Linked DNA regions of Mus musculus: region 1 is linked to region 2. Evidence: chromatin loops called from intact Hi-C (ENCODE). Cell type or tissue: left cerebral cortex. All regions are shown on one strand. Each heading gives the region's core, and the rest is flanking DNA. Links, peaks and the distances in the headings are about the cores only.

What was found. Peaks named below come from ENCODE experiments on the same cell type or tissue, not always from the same donor. Only the 100,000 strongest peaks of a DNase experiment are listed, where the experiment ranks them.
Region 1: it touches region 2 in a loop (5-fold over the local background); 8 of 42 quality-filtered maps call a loop at or near these places.

What each region holds. Positions count from the first base shown.
Region 1 is chr7:60,651,851-60,661,832 of GRCm38, forward strand. No RefSeq gene overlaps it. Among named protein-coding and RNA genes, the nearest start is that of Snhg14, 210 kb to the left of the region's middle. In left cerebral cortex, for the core only: no CTCF peak of the experiment used is centred there; a DNase peak (open chromatin) is centred at 3,974.
Region 2 is chr7:60,279,512-60,289,493 of GRCm38, forward strand. The region is part of intron 3 of Snhg14 (small nucleolar RNA host gene 14); the gene reads right to left. It also overlaps a transcript of Snrpn not described here and the pseudogene Gm18129. Among named protein-coding and RNA genes, the nearest start is that of Snhg14, 170 kb to the right of the region's middle. In left cerebral cortex, for the core only: no CTCF peak of the experiment used is centred there; no DNase peak of the experiment used is centred there.

The DNA.
Region 1 (9,982 bases), core at 750-8,749, 370 kb after region 2:
ATACTCACTTTCTTAGTTTTCCCAGGGATACCTTGCATCAAAGTCAGCAGGAAGTAGGGCAAGTACACAAAGACCATATTCCTACTTGACCATCACCCTTTCCTAGTTTCTCTTTTTTAATTAAACCAAAATAGGGAAACGTTGGCATTTTGTTCATGCTCTGCACCACAGTTATCTGGCAAAGGCAAAGTATGCCCGACTCACTATAAAATGTTTTACTTGCCAGTCCTCATCTCTTGCTCTCTTTCTCTCTTTCTCTCTTGCTCACTCCCCTCCCCTCTTGCTCCTGCTCCTTCCTTACCCCTCCATCCTCACTTTTCATGTGCTCATGGCCAGTCTTTCTGCCTTTAATTCATTCTCTCTCTCTCTCTTCTGTTCCCTGCCTCTACTCTGTCAACTCCAGTTCCCATGCTCTGAATAAACTCTATTCTGTACTATACCATCATTTGCCTCAGTGTCTCGTGATGCCTCTGTATGGACCCATAGAGGTAACTCCTTCCCCAACACCATACTGTACCTACAACAAATATATTCTTGGCTTCTATTCTATTTTTGTAAAACAGAACAGAAGTCACCCGCAGTTCAATCTTGCCTCAGAAACTTTACCTATACAGTTGCACTGGATAAATTCTAAATTTCTTTGGGTTATACCTCAATCCTCAGAGAATGCTTCTGCATTATCCTCTTCTATGAAAATTTCCTATTATGGGAATACCAACTTCTGTAAGAAAAATAACAACTGACCAGTCGATAGAAGCAAACAAATTGATATTTTCTCTAAAGAATGATGTATTGATCCTATTAAAGGCATTCCTTTAGATAAAGATTAGAGAACATTTGGAAAGTAACATTAAGATTAAATCAGCAGTTCCTAAAATTTAGAAATGGAGCACACCAAAGGATATTCTACCATTTTCTTTTTATTTATTTATTTATTTGTACAATTCTTAAAATTTTACTAAAGTTGATATATGTTCATGAGATCAAAACCATTTTCTTGCAGAACACCATGTATTGCCTTTAGATAGCTTTCTGTAATTTAAATAATTTGAAAATTGGAAATGGACTTGGCTGAAAAAATATTGGTAGGTTTCTGTGTCTGTCATTGCAGATGGATGCAATGACAGAGTACTTAAGCAAATGTCCACCTAGTTGCTTAAGTTAAGGCCATACAGTGAAAGGAAGGTGCTATTCTATAAAATAAAGAAAACCCTATTTTTCCTGATTTTTACTTTGTGATGATGCTATCTGCTTAGACCTGTGTACCTCTTCTTAGTGCTTCTATACATGTTTACTAGTCTTATGATCCTGAATCTTCATTTGTTCAATTGGTAGATTGGATGGGTCCAGAATCTTTTAAATCTATTAATGACTCTCTTTATGATTGGCCCTTGCTCCTAGAATGTATTCTTTCCTTCATTTATACCAGATACTGTATGTCAGTTTCATTTGGAATTTGATCACATCCTAATTGTGTAGGAAGTGATAATATTTGCAGTTCTATTAATAGCAAATACAGGCTTATATTATTTTTTTTAATTTTTAATTAGATATTTTCTTCATTTACATTTCAAATGCTATCCCAAAAGTTCCCTAAACCCTTTCCCTGCCATGTTCCCATACCCACTCACTCCCACTTCTTTGCCCTGGCATTCCCCTATACTATGGCAGAAAACAGGCTTATATTCTTTGACATAGTTGAAATACTCTTTTCAAGCTGCTGTCTTTTTTTTTTTTAATCAACTTAGTAAATAATGTATTGTACATACTCTGAAAACATATTCTTGTTGGCTGAGTATTATACAGAGATATTTTGGTATTTTACTCTTATTTATTATGTTCATAATTTGCTAGTTTACATGATACTCAGAAATCAGATGGCAAATAAATTCTTTACACTCAAATCAAAAAGAATGTTGATATCCTGTTGTTACCCTATTGCCCTTTTCATCCACTTTCATCAGTCTTGCAGATCCTGAAGTGTAAAGGTTATATTATCTCCACCCACTCATCTTACTTGCCCACAGAATTCACTGGGAACCCCAAGCTTCCCTGCGCAGTCTGGTATCCCTGCTGGAACTTCACACCCCTACCACTTCTCCATCCACCTTCATCAGACCAAGAGATCATGAACCATTCAAACCAGGTGATCAGCAAACATACATCCCATGGATACACATCAGAGGACTGCCACACCAGGACTAGATAGGTTAAGCTCAATTCCCATACCTAATACAATAGGACGAACCAGTGATGAAAGCCATTCAGATGGCTAAACACCCTCAGAACACAGAGAACAAGACAAAGGTAATATAAAGCCTTCAGGGCACAACCAACTTCCTACAGCAAGCCCTGGAATTCCTAACTCAAATGAAGCACAAGAAAATCACCATTAAGCCAATCTTATTAATGTGATAGAGGTCTTTAAAGACAAAAAGAAAACAATCTCTTAAAAAAACACAAAAATAAAATAAAACAGGTATAGATCCTTAAAGATGAAACAAACAGATCCCTTAAAGTTATACAGGAAAATACAATTAAAACAGTTAATGAAATAAGTAAGATTGTGAATGACCTGAAACTGGAAATAGAAACAGTAAATAAAAGAAAATCTGAGGGAACCTTTGAGATGGAAAACATAGGGAAGTGAATAGGAACAACGTATGCAAGAGTCACAAACAGATAACTGGATATAGAAGAAAGAATCTTAGGCATACAAGATAGAATGTAAGAAATTGATACATCAGTAAAAGAATTGTTAAATCTAAAAGAAATAAATCCTGGCACAAAATATTCAGTAAATCAGGGATACCACGAAAAGACATAGCATTAGAGTAAAAGAAATAGAAGAGAAAGACACTACTTCAGAGTAAGGTGTGGGACAATTTTTTCCAAGTTAGTGGACTCAAGGAGCAAGCTAAAGTAGACATTGTAATATATATATATATATATATATATATATATATATCTTCAACCAAAATTAATCAAAAGATGATGCCTGGAAGCACACTTCATAACACATAAAAGGAAAAATCTAACAAGATGATATCTCAATTTACGCTCCAAACAGAAATGGCATCCACATTTGTAAAAGAAATATTGATAAAACTGAAAGCACACATTGAACTCCACACTTCAAGAGTGGGAGACTTCAGCTCTCCACTGAATTACATTTTCTGGTTGTGTCATGTGATGCAGATTCACATGATATTTTGCTGAAGCAGACTCATGTGAGATTATGCTGATGCAGAGTCATGTGATTTTTGCCTGAAGAAATATACATGAGAGGACATGTGATATTTGGAAAAAGTATAAGTAGGACTGAATTGACAGGACTAGGTCACACCCATAGTTACCCTTGCAACCTTTCCTTGATATTGTGTTTCACTGGTATTGATTTGTAGAGTGAAGTTTAGCAGAGAACTTCTCCTTGCCTTCCATCTGGTTCTGGTGGATTCAACTGACTCATGATTTAGCTGAAGCCTTACAGTTTCTGCTGTTTTTGTATTGTGCTGCTGCTGCTAACTCATCTTTGGTGACACATTTGAACTAGACTGTTGATAACCTGATAACAGAGGTTGAAATGACCTTCAGAGAACTGCTTCTAAACAAGACCTCATGCCCTAGAACTATGTAACATCTTTTCTTCCCTAACTTTGGATTTTGGGCTAGAGGGGGGCTCAATGTGTCTTAGAAATCTTATTAAAGTATGTTTTGCAAAATCTAAGCCTATGTCTCACTTTAATCAATAGGTCATCTGATTGGTACAACATGGTTTCATACATGGTTGCATGATTCACTTTCAGCTATGAGAACTCTGGAAACTGGAATAATGTTTCTCTGGGTTTCAGGTGGACAGATGACATTGCTCTTTCTTCTGTGCTTATCTCTTGCCTTTTTCAATACAATAATTGTTCTCAAATACAACTTAGGTAAACATTTCTGGGAAAGGAATTGAGGACACCACTAGAGAAGGAAATGGCTTTGATATCTATAGGAACAAATTGCTCAGCCCCTGGCCATTTCTGCAGTCATCCCATGCATAATGGGAAGAAGGGTTCTATATGTGGAGACTGACTTCATTTACTGAGTTTTTTTTGGAAATTTTAGCCAACTCATGATGACTAAGTTGTACCAGAAAAAGGTTTTGAGAAAACTGAAATTTTACTAGTTTAGAGAATTAAAGACCTTAAGAAAAATATTTATGGGCTTAGGTTACCAAAGGCAGGGATGTCCATACAAAATACAAGGGACAAGAGAGAGGAAGAAGTAGTGGGGTCCATTGGATCATGGAGCCATGATGAGAGCCCCCATGAAGAAAAATCTCTAATAATAGCAAGTTTAATACAGAAATATGATTGGGGAATTGGAAGATCTATGTATAATACAAATGATAAAGAATTAATAGAACAGGTAGACACCCTGAATGGGCCATTGGATTAGTGAACTGACCTTCCTGGTAAGATTGGGACATATGTCTTTGCCTGTCTGGAATCTGTTGCCTTGGAAATTAGGGCACATGTTCTAAAAGATAAAATTTGGGCTTGTAAAGGTGTCCCAGGAAAGCTAGAAGATGAATTAATATTGCATACAGAAAAGAGTTTTGCATGTACTGTTGTTTTGGGAGCTATTAAGACAACACTATTATCCTGATCTCTGAATTGGGCCTCTCGCACCCCTCCCTGGAGAAGAAAAGGTCATCAAAAGCAGGCCATTGACCCACCGCTCTGAGAAAAAACACAGATTATTCCAGCCCTAAGTCAGCATTGGATGTCCTGACCTCAAGATGTACCCTGATCCACCAAGTACCTGCTTCCCCATGTAGTCGCCAAAAGAAAAATTTTCGCTGCCCCATCCCTCCTGCTGAGGTGCATCTCCATTGCCCCATCCCTCCTGCTGAGTTGCATTTCCACTGCCCCATTACTCCTGCTGAGAATTTTTCCCCTTTTGTTTGTGCATTTAAAGGTTGAGCCTTTTTAATACAGTGGGACCTTGATGCCCCTCAGAATGTTTCCCTGTCATTCTTGCATTTGGTCCTCATCTCTCTTTATCCCCCCATGTGGTTCTTAGGAGAATGTCCCCTCGAGACCCTCGAATAACTGGACCTGCTGGACGGGTCAAGTGGCACCAGAAGGGGGGCACGAGGTACGGCCAACCTCCGGAAAATGGATTAGAGATGTACCACACAGACAGTGAGACAATTCCCAGCCACTTCGCTTTAGTGTTGTGGACATCGAGAGGTAAGCCTGTGCATTCAGTTGTTGTCCCATTCACCATGGGGAATGTTCTGTCCAAAGAGACAGTTTATATTCAAGAGATGAAGGGGTCTCTTTAGGAGAGAGGGATAAGAGTTAAGAAAAAGGATTTAATAATTTTTTTTGTTTGTTTGGTGGGTGAGAGATGTCCATGGCTGGCATTGAATGGCCCTGAAATAGGCAAAGATATCAATACTTTAATAAAACAAGGAGAAGATATCCCTGAGTCCTTTTTTAGCTATTGGGGAATCGTCAGAGTTCTCCTTAAACAGGCAGAAGAGGGTGGAGAAGACATTGCCTCCTAGTCCTTACTGAAGAATTTTTAGAAAACTCCCAATTGCTGAATCACAAAAGCGAAACTAAGCCACTGGTGAATCTTCAGTTTTGGCCATCATCGATTATAGATGCCCCAGTCCCTAAGGACTCCCTGCCTCTCCCTCTTTCTCCCCAAATTAGATTAGATTCTAGAAAAGGGGCTACTGCTCAACCCCCTGTTAGACCAAAAAGAATTTACCCCATTTTGTATAAGGAGTTGTCAGATGAACCCCTCAATCCTGCCTCAGAGACAGAATTGGATGAGGAAGCCTTTAAATATGAACGAGACCACTATGGTTCCAGGCTCCGTGCCTATCTTACCATCGAGCCCTTCAATTTCCACCCTCCTCCTTATTTGCCCCCCTCTCCCCCTAATCCTCAGCCTAATCCTCGGCCTGTATTGCTGGCCCCTTCATCCATTCAGCGATTACTTCAAACTAAAAGAGAACTTCAGACTCAGATCACCAATCTTAAAGATGTTCTAGTGCTTCAAAAGGAGCTACAAGACGTCAGTCTAGAGATTCAGAGTCTACAAAAAGCCCTCATGGGGAACCTTCAAGGTCCCATCTCTAAAAATCCTCAAACTGGTCGCAAAGGTCCCTCTCAGAAACAAATAAATAAAGGAGAAAAAAAACTTGCTACAGATGCAACCAACCTGGATATTTTGCTAGAGGATGCCCTACACAAAGACAGAGAACCCCACTCTCAACTATGCCTGTTACCCAACAACCCCCCCCCCACGGTCTTTGCCCTAAGTACAAGAGAGGCCTCCATTGGGCAAAGATTGCAGATCTAAGTTTGATATCAACAGCCACCCACTCCCTGCGGTCCACTGAAATGGCCAGAGGGCCACCCTGTGGGGCCTGTCTCCTCTGATGACAACTGCAGACCACCACCTAGCCCCACGGGAGATTGTGCATGGCCAAGGCAGGGAACAAAGGATTGGGCCTGTGTCCCTCCACTACCAGGATTATAACTCCTGAGGAGTGAACAGTGGTCATCGAAACAGGTGAACTTGGACCCCCTCCCCAATAGACATTTTTTCTTGTCATCGGCTGAGTGTCCAGACTTTTACAAGGCCTAACAGTGACTCCTACAGTGGTTGACACTGACAACCATGGAGAGGTAAAAATCTTAGTCACCATCACGCAGGGACCACTTACCCTTAGGGCTGGAGAGCACATAGCCCAAGCCCTACCACTCCCACTATTTGGCCATTTCCCTTATATGAAAGAGGAGCGAGGACCATCTTCCCCAGGATCCTCAGAAGTCTACTGGGTACAGAAAATAACTGATTCACGGCCCATGCTGACTTTGTTTCTAGAAGGCAAACAGTTTCAAGGGCTCCTGGATACCAGGGCCGATGTGACAGTAATTTCCTCAACACATTGGCCTGCAGCCTGGCCCTTACAGCCCACTGCCACTCATTTAAAGGCATAGGTCAAACACAGGACACTTTACAAAACTCCAAACTGCTAACATGGTCAGACAAAGAAAACTATACTGGAACTGTTTAACCCTTTGTGGGTAAAGGTCTTCCTGTGAATCTATGGGGAAGAACTTAGAGGCTTGGAAAAGTTCTCGCCCTCTTGCCTCAGATTGTATCAAGATAACTCTGATAATAGCCTGACCTTTAAGGTTCAGCTTCTTAAAACCATCCCTAACATTCATAAAGCATCCATAGGACCTAATTCTCAATTACATCACCCTAAATCCCCAAACAATCCCAGACTTCCAGGTACCTGCCCCCCTGTTCCTGCCCCAGTGCATGCTACGACCCTATTTCATCCCACTTTCCCTGTGGGCCCCCCCCTCTTGCACTGATTTACTGTGGTCTATATTGAATGCTTCTGCTTTAGCCTTGTAGGATAAGACACAAAGTTATTGCGTCAGAATATGAATTTTTTGGATGTGGTTTTCTGCTTCCCCACACTTTTGTGAGGGCATAGCCTTATTTGGAAATTTTACCCTGCTTTCAGATGCTAGGTATCTTACCTTCAAGTCAGTTCAGCTTACCTTGACAGAACTCTCTGTGATAGGAAGTTGTGTGTTGGTCCCAGGCATGCTTCTGCCGCAGCCCTTGCTAGAGATTTGGAATAACATGTTTAGAGTAAATAAAAATGGGTTTTTTATCTTCTTGCCCCAAATGATACCTTTTTGGCATGTTCCACGGGCCTTACACGCTACATTATTATACAAGATTTTATAAATAATAGAGATTATTGTGTCTTGTTTCAGGTTTTTCCAAATTTTAGTTTTCATGAGTCAGATGACTTACTGAAGTTTTGGGATCAAGGTGCCTCCTTGCCATCCCACCACAAAAGAGAGCCTATCTTGAAGGTGATCCTTGCGGTCCTTCTTGGCCTGGGTGCTGCTGGAACTGGGACCGGGACCGGAATCGAAGCCCTTGTGTCGATTAGTTAAAGATAGCATTGCCAAGGTTACTGCCAGTTTAGAAAAAAAAAGGCAGAGAGAGAGAGAGAGAGAGAGAGAGAGAGAGAGAGAGAGAGAGAGAGAGAGAGAGAGAGAGAGAGAGAGAACAACAAGAGTCATGGTATCAAAATTGTTTTTCAATCTCCCCCTGGCTTTCGACCTTGTTGCCCTCCCTTTTGGGGCCCCTATTGGGACTCATATTATTGATTTCCTTTGGTCCTTGGGCATTTCAGAAATTTACCCGATTTATTAAATCTCAAATTGATTCATCTATTTCAAGGGCATCTGTTTCAGTTCATTACCATCGGCTGGACATTGGCCATAACAAGCAGGTTACTGGAGAAGAGTCAAATGTGGATGCCGCTTCATTACCCTAGTCTCTGGAAAGAGACTCAATTTCCATAAAATGCTTAAGTAAGTTCATTCCCCTCTCCCTAAATTCGGCCATCAGTCTCATGCCACGAATCATTTATAGATTACTGTAGTCTGTGCTTCTGACATGGTAATATACATTCTCGCCACATTGGAAACTAAACAGTCATCCCAGGCTAGACACATAGAAAAATTGGAGCTTGAAGCTGTCGCCCATGAGAGTTGTTTGACTAAGTACTACACAGAGATTGGTCTGGAAGTTGTTAGTCAGTCTCTGAGAGGCATGCCTGATTGCATGAAGGTTAAGTGCCCTAGGTAACTTCCCCCAGAAAAATGGCACAGAAGCAGGTCAGGGTTACTCTGGGTAAAAATCTGTGGGCCTGAGAGTCAATCCTGTTCATGGCCTCTAACATTGCTCACTGGGGATCAGACCTCTATCTCTACCACAGAGATTGCATCATTCCTAAATCCCTTGGCTAGCCCAGATTATACCCAACAGACTGGAATCATTAATTCAAGCCACATAGATGACTTGTCCTTGTGTCCTTCTTGGTTTTAGAGAATCACCCAGTGAACAAACAGATGTTTAGGCGGTCGTTAAAAACGTGGCTACAAATTTATTATACAATATGCCTTTATAAAAATATTAAAACGGGTGAGATGTTGGGAGTTATTAAGACAACACTATTGTCCTGATCTCTGAATTGGGCCTCCCCCCCCCGTGAAGAAAAGGGGGTCAAAAGAAGGCCACCAAACCACTGCTCTGAGAACAACCACAGATTGTTCCAGCCCTAAGTCAGCGCTGGATGTCCTGACCTCAAGATGTACCCTGTTACGACCAAGTTCCTGCTTCCCCATGTAGTTGCCAAAAGGAAAAAATCTGCTGCCCCATGACTCCTGCTGAGAAGTACTTCCCCTTTTGTTTGTGCATTTAAACCTTGAACCTTGCTAATACAATGGGACTTTGATGCCACTCAGAATGTTTCCATGTCGTTCTTGTGCTTGTTCCTCGTCTCTCTCTATCCCCCAATTTGGTTCTTAGGAGAAGGTCCCCTCGAGACCCTCAAATAACTGGACCTGCTGGACAGGTCACTGTTGAAATACATATTTGAATGAGATTAATAAAGAGATTTTGCAAATTTAAGATTAGCTAAAATATGAATATTATTTTCACTTGTGTAATATTAATGTTAATGCTGTAAGCACATGTTCATGCCCAGAAAAGCTTTGATTTGATGGCTTTTCTGGGAGTCAAATGTTAATGTATAACTTGCTTTGGCTTTTTCCAGCACTGAATTGTGACTTTGTATGTACATTGTGTGATTTGGTTGTATAGTTAGATAAGAATTTCAGGAAAATTAATTGGTTTGAAGAACATAATGACCCAGAAAATCTTTCTTTGACAGGAGCTTTAGAACACCAAGTCAGTGCCATCGTGCTTGAGATTCTGATTTGGTATGGATCCAATCTTCCTATTCTTGAGAACCCCAAAAGGGTTGAGGCTGGTTCTCAGCAGTCACCTAAACAAAAATTAACAGAGAAATAATGAAACTAATGGGAATTATGATTCAGATGTTCCTAAATGTCATGTACATAATATCTTACAA
Region 2 (9,982 bases), core at 1,084-9,083:
TTAGAATAGGAAACAAAACACCCATGGAATGAGTTACAGAGACAAAATTTGGAAGTGTGATGAAAGGATGGACCATCTAGTGATTGCCATATCCAGAGATCCATCCCATGATCAGCTTCCAAACGCTGACACCATTGCATACACTAGGAAGATTTTGCTAAAGGGACCCAGATATTGCTGTCTCTTGTGAGACTATGCCAGGGCCTAGCAAACACAGAAGTGGATGCTCACAGTCAGCTATTGAATGGACCACAGAGCCCCCAATGGAGGAACTAGAGAAAGCACCCAAGGAACTAAAAGGAACTGCAACCCTATAGGTGGAACAACAATATGAACTAAGCAGTACCCTGGAGCTCTTGTCTCTAGCTGCATATGTATCTAAAGATGGCCTAGTCGGCCATCACTGCAATGAGAGGCCCATTGGACTTGCAAACTTTATATGCCCCAGTACAGGGGAATGCCAGGGCCAAAAACGGGGAGTGGGTGGGTAGGGGAGTGGGGGGGGTATGGGGGATTTTTGGTATAGCATTGGAAATGTAAATGAGCTAAATACCTAATAAAAATGGAAAAAAAAAGAAAAAGAAAAAAAAGCCCTTAGTTACCCACAAATTCCCTCTGGACAAGGCAGTTGAAGCCTTTGAAACAGACAAAAATGGAGTGGGGCTGAAAGTTATGATCAAGTGTGTCCCCAATGGCCAGAACAGCTAACTGTGAATTGATCCATGCCCTCAGCCCACTCTCCTAGCATCTAAGATCTAAATGGCTAGAAGTGGAAGCCATTAATGCAGAACTTTCTTTTCAATGTTAAAAATAATAAACTCATAAGCCAAGAGCCTTAGAAGAGTTGGGCAGAAGTAGGGAAACGTTGGGGGACCTTGTAGCCAGAATGAGATGCTTATACTGAGGAAAGTCTAGCACAGAGAGTCTTACAGATATGTCATGGGAACCCACGTTGTCTAGTACCTTCTTTGGGTGAGGAGAAGAAGCATGCCTTTGTCTATATTGCTTTGTGGTTTCCTGAGAGTAGTGTTGACTTATTAAGAAATGCTTCATTAACATGGAAGTGGTTCTAGGGCTGAACTTTTCATCATCTATTCAGAGCACAGCGTTTTTCAAGCTAAGTATCATTTATTTGAGGGGAATAAGAAAAGGAACTTAACTTCTGGATCCAGGCAAGGAACTGATCTAGAAGAATAAGACAAACCCCAGATGAAGTACACTAGCTTACATTCCCCAGATGTGGAAAGCATAAGGGCAATCAACTCTGCCCAAAGACCACCTCTGCCTCATCTCCTAATTATTCTGTCATTACATTTGCAAAGTGGAAGCCCACCATCCCAACACAGTTCATTCACGATTGGGAGCAGTACAGGTTTTTAGTAAACCAAGAGACTTTCCCCCCAAAGATCTTGTCATCCTAGCTTGCCTTGGCCATAAAAGAGAAACAGGAGGTCTTGTTTTTCCCACTCCGGATTAGAATCCTCTCGCAGAGTCACTCACAGGAAATTATCCCATTCCACTCAGTTCTGGCTATCAGACGATGCTCCCCTCTCAGCTGGGTAAAGATGGTGATATCTGTTAGATGGATTTCACAGTGTCATTTCATCATAGGGCTTTTCTTTATAAGATTTGGGTCCAAATCACACCCTTTGTTATCTTCAGATAATCAAGGAGTGCACAGTAACTGTGACTTAACTTGGGATGCAGTCTTTAATCCACCTCTTCAGCTATGAGTAAGTGGCATGAGAAAAAAAAAAAGATTCTGCTGGAGAAGATCATAGCCAAAACCTAAGCTTTCCTATACTGATTCGCATAATAAATTGTTGCTGGATACCGGGAAGAAAAGCTGTTTTGTAATAACCTTTAAGATTATGACAGATAGAGACTACTATAGCCTAACAGTTACCCCTCTACCAAGGTCTCTTAGAAGATATTGGGTACAGGGAAAAGTTTCTACTTGGATGGTGGTATGACAACCATTAAGAAACACCACTCCATTGTCCTTCTCACTGCCAGGGCTTGGACTACTCTGTGGACAAACAAGATACCCTGAGAGTCAAATGTCTTATATTGCCTAAGACAATGTGTGTTGCTTGTCATTTCACATGTATCTACTCTATGGAGGGAGGGGGACCGAGCGAGGAAAAAAGTATATTTTTGTTTTCAGGGCTTGATAGCCAGTCTGATTCTTCCCTAGTTGCCATGGAGAGAACAGGGACCTGGGGATTGCTTAGTTATTGGACCATAGATGAACATGCCATTTTAATTAATATATGACCTAAAGATTATAATTTAATCTTCACAGATTTCTGAGTAGATGTACTGCTAAAATAACTAGCTTGATAGCTGTAGAAAAACAGAACTTGTTCCTTACCCAATGGTAAGCAACCTTATTTGCTCATTAGTAAATTCATTAACTTGTTAAGACTGCCAGATTTTATACAGACTTCACAATAAATGATACACAAGTTCAGATGTAAGCTTTCACAAGTGTAACTTTATGTTATCCTTAACTAAATTCAGTTCCCAGTGACTAAAGGGTTCATATTTCTTCTCCTTGCTATGCCACTCTCCTAACATTAACCATTAGTCTTCTTATAAAATATGCTAACCCCAGTAAACATTCCAGTAAGCAATCCACCTGTATAATCACAAATTCAAATATACATTTCCCATGATTGTCATAAGGTTTTTCTGTTGCTAAACTGTATGATCAAATATCATATTTGCAAGGTCAAGAATTTGAATTTTCTTTGTTGTGGGTTAACATTGTGGCCCACATCCAGCCCAGTGCTCAGGCTCCTGGGTGATGCAAAACACAGGAAGTTTGATTGTGGACACCGCACAGGAATGCTGGGTGGGCATGGGGCTGTGAGAAGCTGCATGACCATGCTCAGCGCTTGAGGAGGCACATTCTGAGGTCCACAGGGGAACTGTCAGGAGCCAGCTCAATGTCTCCAAAGAGCTTTGAATGTTGCAGGGGTCCATGGGCAGGCTTCAGCTTGAGGCCAAATGGAAAAGGAGAGGAGGAGAGCAGGTTCTCCAGGGATGAGAGTTTCCAAGCTTGGTAAGGCAGCTGACCTGGCAGATAGTGCAGTGAATCTTCCTGTGGGAGGTTAGATGTGGCTCTTTAGAGAAAGATCTGCTCCATTGCTCCAACATGTTGGATCCTAAATGAGAAGACACTGTCCAGGGTTTTCAGGCATTTATTGGCATGGGGGAGAGTTGTGATGAGTGAAACCTTAACCCAGTTTCTAAGGGCAGGCCTGATGTTAAATATCTTTTTCAGTGTCTGAGAAGGAGAGCTTAATTGGCTAAGCCCTTCAGGATTTTAGATTCTTCATTAAAATGGAGATCTTCCTTTAGGCTATGTGATCTGTAGTCACATCTGCTACCTATGGAGGGGCTTGGGGCATTACCTTATGTGACTGATAGCCACAGAATTATGGAGAGCTGAGACCTTGTATCAGGAGCCTGGTGTCTAGTAGTGCAGCATGCAAATGGCTTCGGTCCCTTGCAGTTATCTGCTGCGTCTCCTGTGTTTAAATCTATCTCAAACAGAAAACAGGCTGCGTATCAGAGTCCTACACTTTGTATTTAAAATGTAAGCTTAATTTTTTCCTTGATATACTAAATTTGTGGATATTTAGGCTCCTAGACAAACAGAAAAAATTGCTTCTTCCTTCTTCTGCTGCATGAAGGTTTTTATCTTCTCTAAGATTATCTTAAAGACTATTCATGTTGCTAACAAATTTATCACTTTCTAAATTTATATGCTACAGGAAACCCACTCAGACTTCTCTCTCACAGACCATAAAGATTTGATCCAGATAAGAACATCTGGCAATCAGTAGCCTGAGTTCCTATTCTAGAGGGTTGGATCCTGCTCCTGGTCCTAGAATTGGGACTCATCTCACTCACAACCACCAAGACTTCAGGATTTCAAATATATACATACCTTAGGAAGAAAATTACCAAATTACTTAAATTCATTCTCAACCTATCATATATATGCACATGAGTCAGCATCTTGTCAAGTCCAGGTGTTCATTATATTCAGGACAGCTCCAGAGAAGCAAGCCACAGATGTCTCTACTACTGAACCTGTTCCTTCTTATATAGCCACAGATGGTTCTATACACCCTGGACATCAAGGAATCAGACAAGTCTCCTAAGACTGGACCAACATTTCCATACTCACTTTCTTAGGTTTCCCAGGGATACCTTGCATCAAAGTCAGCAGGAAGTAGGTCAAGTACACAAAGACCATATTCCTACTTGACCATCATCCTTTCTTAGTTTCTCCTTTTTAATTAAACCAAAATAGGGAAACATTGGCATTTTGTTTATGCTCTGCACCACAGTTATCGGGCAAAGGCAAGGTATGCCCGACTCACTATAAAATAGTTTACTTGCCAGTCCTCAACTCTTGCTCTCTTTCTCTCTTGCTCACTCCCCTCCCCTCTTGCTCCTGCTCCTTCCTTATTCCTTATCCTTTGCTCTCTCCATTCCCCTCCATCTTCACTTTTCATGTGCTCATGGCCAGTCTTTCTGCCTTTAATTCTCTCTCTCTCTCTCTCTCTCTCTCTCTCTCTCTCTCTCTCTCTCTCTCTCTCTCTCTCTCTTTCTCTCCCTTTCCCTGCCTCTACTCCCTCAACTCCAGTTCCCATGCCCTGATTAAACTCTATTCTATACTATACCATCATTGTGCTGGTACCTCAGTGTCTAGTGATGCGTCTGCATGGACCCACAGAGGCAAATCCTTTCCCCACAGCATACTGTACCTACAACAAATATATTCTTGGCTTCTATTCCTTTTTATAAAACAGTACAGAAGTCACCCGCAGTTCAATCTTGCCTCAGAAACTTTACCTATACATTTGCATTGGATACGTTCTAAATTTCTTTGGGTTATACTTCAATCCTCAGAGAATGCTTCTGCATTATCCTCTTCTACGAAATTTTCCTATTATGGGAATACCAACTTCTGTAAGAAAAAATAACAACAGACCACTCTATATAAGTAAACAAATTGATATTTTCTGTAAAGAATGATGTATTAATCCTATAAAAGTCATTCCTTTAGATAAAGATCAGAGAACATTTGAAAAGTAATATTAAATCAGCAGTTCCTAAAATTTAGAAATGGAGGACACCAAAGGATATTCTACCATTTTCTTTTTATGTATTTATTTTTTTATAATTCATAAAATTTTACTAAAGTTGATATATGTTCATGAGATCAAAACCATTTTCTTGCAGAACACCATGTATTGCCTTTAGATAGCTTTCTGTAATTTAAATAATTTGAAAATTGGAAATGGATTTGGCTGAAAAAATATTGGTAGGGTTTCTGTGTCTGTCATTGCAGATGGATGCAATGACAGACTACTTAAGCAAATGTCTACCTAGTTGTTTAAGTTAAGGCCATGCAATGAAAGGAAGGTGCTATTCTATTAAATAAAGAAAACCCTATTTTACCTGATTATTACTTTGTGATGATGCTATTTGCTTAGACCTTTGTACCTCTTCTCAGTGCTTTTATACATGTATACTAGTCTTATGATCCTTAATCTTCATTTATTCAATTGATAGATTGGATGTGTCCAGAATCTATTAAATCTATTAATGACTCTCTTTATGATTGGCCCTTGCTCCTAGAATGTATTCTTTCATTCATTTAGACCAGATACTGTATGTCAGTTTCATTTGGAATTTTGTCATGTCCTAATTGTGTAGGAAGTGATAATATTTGCAGTTCTATTAATAGCAAATACAGGTTTATATTATTTTTTTAAATTTTTAATTAGGTATTTTCTTCATTTACGTTTCAAATGCTATCCCAAAAGTTCCCTACACCCTCCCCCCGCCATGCTCCCCTACCCACTCACTCCCACTTCTTGGCCTTGGCATTCCCCATATTGGGGCAGAAAACAGGCTTATATTCTTTGACATAGTTGAAGTACTCTTTTCAAGCTGTTGTCTTTTTTTAAATCAACTTAATAAATAATGTATTGTACATACTCTGAAAACATATTCTTGTTGGCTGAATATTATACAGAGATATTTTGTTATTTTATTCTTATTTATTATGTTCATAATTTGCTAGTTTATATGATACTCAGAAATCACATGGCAAACATATTCATTCCACTTGAATCAAAAAGAGTGTGGATATACTGTTATTACCCTACTGCCCTTTTCAACCACTTTCATCAGTCCTGCAGATCCTGAAGTGTATAGGTTACATTATCTTCACCCACTCATCTTACTTGCCCACTGAATTCACTGGGAACCCCAAGCTTCACTGAGCAGTTTGGTATCCCTGATGGACCTCCACACTCCTGCCATTTCTCCATCCACCTTCATCAGACCAAGAGATCATGAACCATTCAAACCTGGTGATCAGGAAACATACACCCATGGATACACATCAGAGGACTGCCACACCAGGACTAGAGAGGTTAAGCTCAATCCCCATACCTAATACAACAGGACTAACCAGTGATGAAAGCCATTCAGATGGCTAAACACCCTCAGAACACAGAGAACAAGACAAAGGTAATATAAAGCCTTCAGAGCACAACCAACTTTCTACAGCAAGCCCTGGAAATCCTAACTCAAATGAAGCACAAGAAAATCACCATAAAGCCAATCTTATTAATGTGATAGAGGTCTTTAAAGACAAAAATAAAACAATCTCTTAAAAAAAAACAGAAAAATAAAATAAAACAGGTACAGATCCTTAAAGGTGAAACAAACAAATCCCTTAAAGTTATACAGGAAAATACAATTAAACCAGTTAACAAAATAAGTAAGACTGTGAATGACCTGAAACTGGACATAGAAACAGTAAAGAAAAGAAAAACTGAGGGAACCTTTGAGATGGAAAACATAGGTAAGTGAATAGGAACAACATATGCAAGAGTCACAAACAGATTACTGGATACAGAAGAAAGAATCTTAGGCATACAAGATAGAATGTAAGAAAATGATACATCAGTCAAAAATTGTTAAATCTAAAAAAAAAATTCTTGGCACAAAATATTCAGTGAATCAGGGATACCATGAAAAGTCATAGCATTAGAGTGGTAGGAAAAAAGAGAAAGACACTACTTCAGAGTAAGATGTGGGGCAATTTTTTCCAAGTGAGTGGACTCAAGAAGCAAGCTAAAGTAGCCATTCTAATATATATTAGAATATACCTTCAACCAAAATTAATCAAAAGAAGCCTGGCAGCACTCTTCATAACACATAAAAAGGAAAGATCTAACAAGATGATATCTCAATTTATAACATCTATGCTCCAAACAGAAATGGCATCCACATTTGTAAAAGAAGCATTGCTAAAAATGAAAGCACACATTGAACTCCACACTTCAATAGTGGGAGACTCCAGCTCTCCACTGAAATAGAATTTTCTGGTTGTGTCATGTGATGAAGGTTCAGGTGATATTTTGCTGAAGCAGACTCATGTGAAGTTATGCTGATGCAGAGTCATGTGATTTTTGCCTGAAGAAATATACATGAGAGGACATGTTATATTTGGAAAAAGTATAAGTAGTACCCAATTGACAGGAATAGGTCACACCCATAGTTATCCTTGCAACCTTTCCTTGATATTGTGTTTCACTTGTATTGATTTGTAGAGTGAAGTTTAGCAGAGAACTTCTCCTTGCCTTCCATCTGGTTCTGGTGGCTTCAACTGACTCATGATTTAGCTGAAGCCTTACAGTTTCTGCTGTTTCTGTATGGTGCTGCTGCTGCTAACTCATCTTTGGTGACACATTTGAACTAGACTGTTAGTAACCTGATAACAGAGGTTGGAATGGCCCTCAGAGAACTGCTTCTAAACAAGCCCTCATGCCCTAGAAGTATGTAACATCTTTTCTTCCCTAACTTTGGATTTTGGGCTAGAAGGGGGCTCAATGTGTTTTAGAAATCTTGTTAAAGTAGGTTTTGCAAAATCTAAGCCTATGTCTCACTTTAATCAATAGGTCATCTGATTGGTACAACATGGTTTCATACATGGTTGCATGATTCACTTTCAGCTGTGAGAACTCTGTAAACCGGAATAATGTTTCTCTGGGTTTCAGGTGGACAGATGACATTGTCCTTTCTTCTATGCTTATCTCTTTCCCCTTTTTCAATACAATAATTGTTCTCAAATACAACTTAGGTAAAAATTTCTGAGAAAGGGATTGATGACACTACTAGAGAAGGAAAAGGTTTTTATATCTATAGAAACAAATTGCTCAGCCCCTGGCCATTCCTGCAGTCATCCCAAGCATAATGGGAAGAAAGGTTCTATATGTGGAGACTGACTTCATTTACTGTGTTTTTTGGGAAAAACCACAGATTGTTCCAGCCCTGAGTCAGCGCTGGATGTCCTGACCTCAAGATGTACCCTGATCCACCAAGTACCTGCTTCCCCATGTAGTCGCCAAAAGAAAAATTTTCGCTGCCCCATCCCTCCTGCTGAGGTGCATTTCCATTGCCCCATCCCTCCTGCTGAGTTGCATTTCCACTGCCCCATTACTCCTGCTGAGAATTTTTCCCCTTTTGTTTGTGCATTTAAAGGTTGAGCCTTTTTAATACAGTGGGACCTTGATGCCACTCAGAATGTTTCCCTGTCATTCTTGCATTTGGTCTTCATCTCTCTTTATCCCCCCATGTTGTTCTTAGGAGAATGTCTCCTCGAGACCCTCGAATAACTGGACCTGCTGGACGGGTCAAGTGGCACCAGAAGGGGGGCACGAGGTACGGCCAACCTCCGGAAAATGGATTAGAGAAGTACCACACAGACAGTGAGACAGTTCCCAGCCACTTCGCTTTAGTGTTGTGGACATCGAGAGGTAAGCCTGTGCATTCAGTTGTTGTCCCATTCACCATGGGGAATGTTCTGTCCAAAGAGACAGTTTATATTCAAGAGATGAAGGGGTCTTTTTAGGAGAGAGGGATAAGAGTTAAGAAAAAGGATTTAATAATTTTTTTTGTTTGTTTGGTGGGTGAGAGATGTCCATGGCTGGCATTGAATGGCCCTGAAATAGGCAAAGATATCAATACTTTAATAAAACAAGGAGAAGATATCCCTGAGTCCTTTTTTAGCTATTGGGGAATCGTCAGAGATCTCCTTAAACAGGCAGAAGAGGGTGGAGAAGACATTGCCTCCTAGTCCTTACTGAAGAATTTTTAGAAAACTCCCAATTGCTGAATCACAAAAGCGAAACTAAGCCACTGGTGAATCTTCAGTTTTGGCCATCATCGATTATAGATGCCCCAGTCCCTAAGGACTCCCTGCCTCTCCCTCTTTCTCCCCAAATTAGATTAGATTCTAGAAAAGCGGCTACTGCTCAACCCCCTGTTAGACCAAAAAGAATTTACCCCATTTTGTATAAGGAGTTGTCAGATGAACCCCTCAATCCTGCCTCAGAGACAGAATTGGATGAGGAAGCCTTTAAATATGAACGAGACCACTATGGTTCCAGGCTCCGTGCCTATCTTACCATCGAGCCCTTCAATTTCCACCCTCCTCCTTATTTGCCCCCCTCTCCCCCTAATCCTCAGCCTAATCCTCGGCCTGTATTGCTGGCCCCTTCATCCATTCAGCGATTACTTCAAACTAAAAGAGAACTTCAGACTCAGATCACCAATCTTAAAGATGTTCTAGTGCTTCAAAAGGAGCTACAAGACGTCAGTCTAGAGATTCAGAGTCTACAAAAAGCCCTCATGGGGAACCTTCAAGGTCCCATCTCTAAAAATCCTCAAACTGGTCGCAAAGGTCCCTCTCAGAAACAAATAAATAAAGGAGAAAAAAACTTGCTACAGATGCAACCAACCTGGATATTTTGCTAGAGGATGCCCTACACAAAGACAGAGAACCCCACTCTCAACTATGCCTGTTACCCAACAACCCCCCCCCACGGTCTTTGCCCTAAGTACAAGAGAGGCCTCCATTGGGCAAAGATTGCAGATCTAAGTT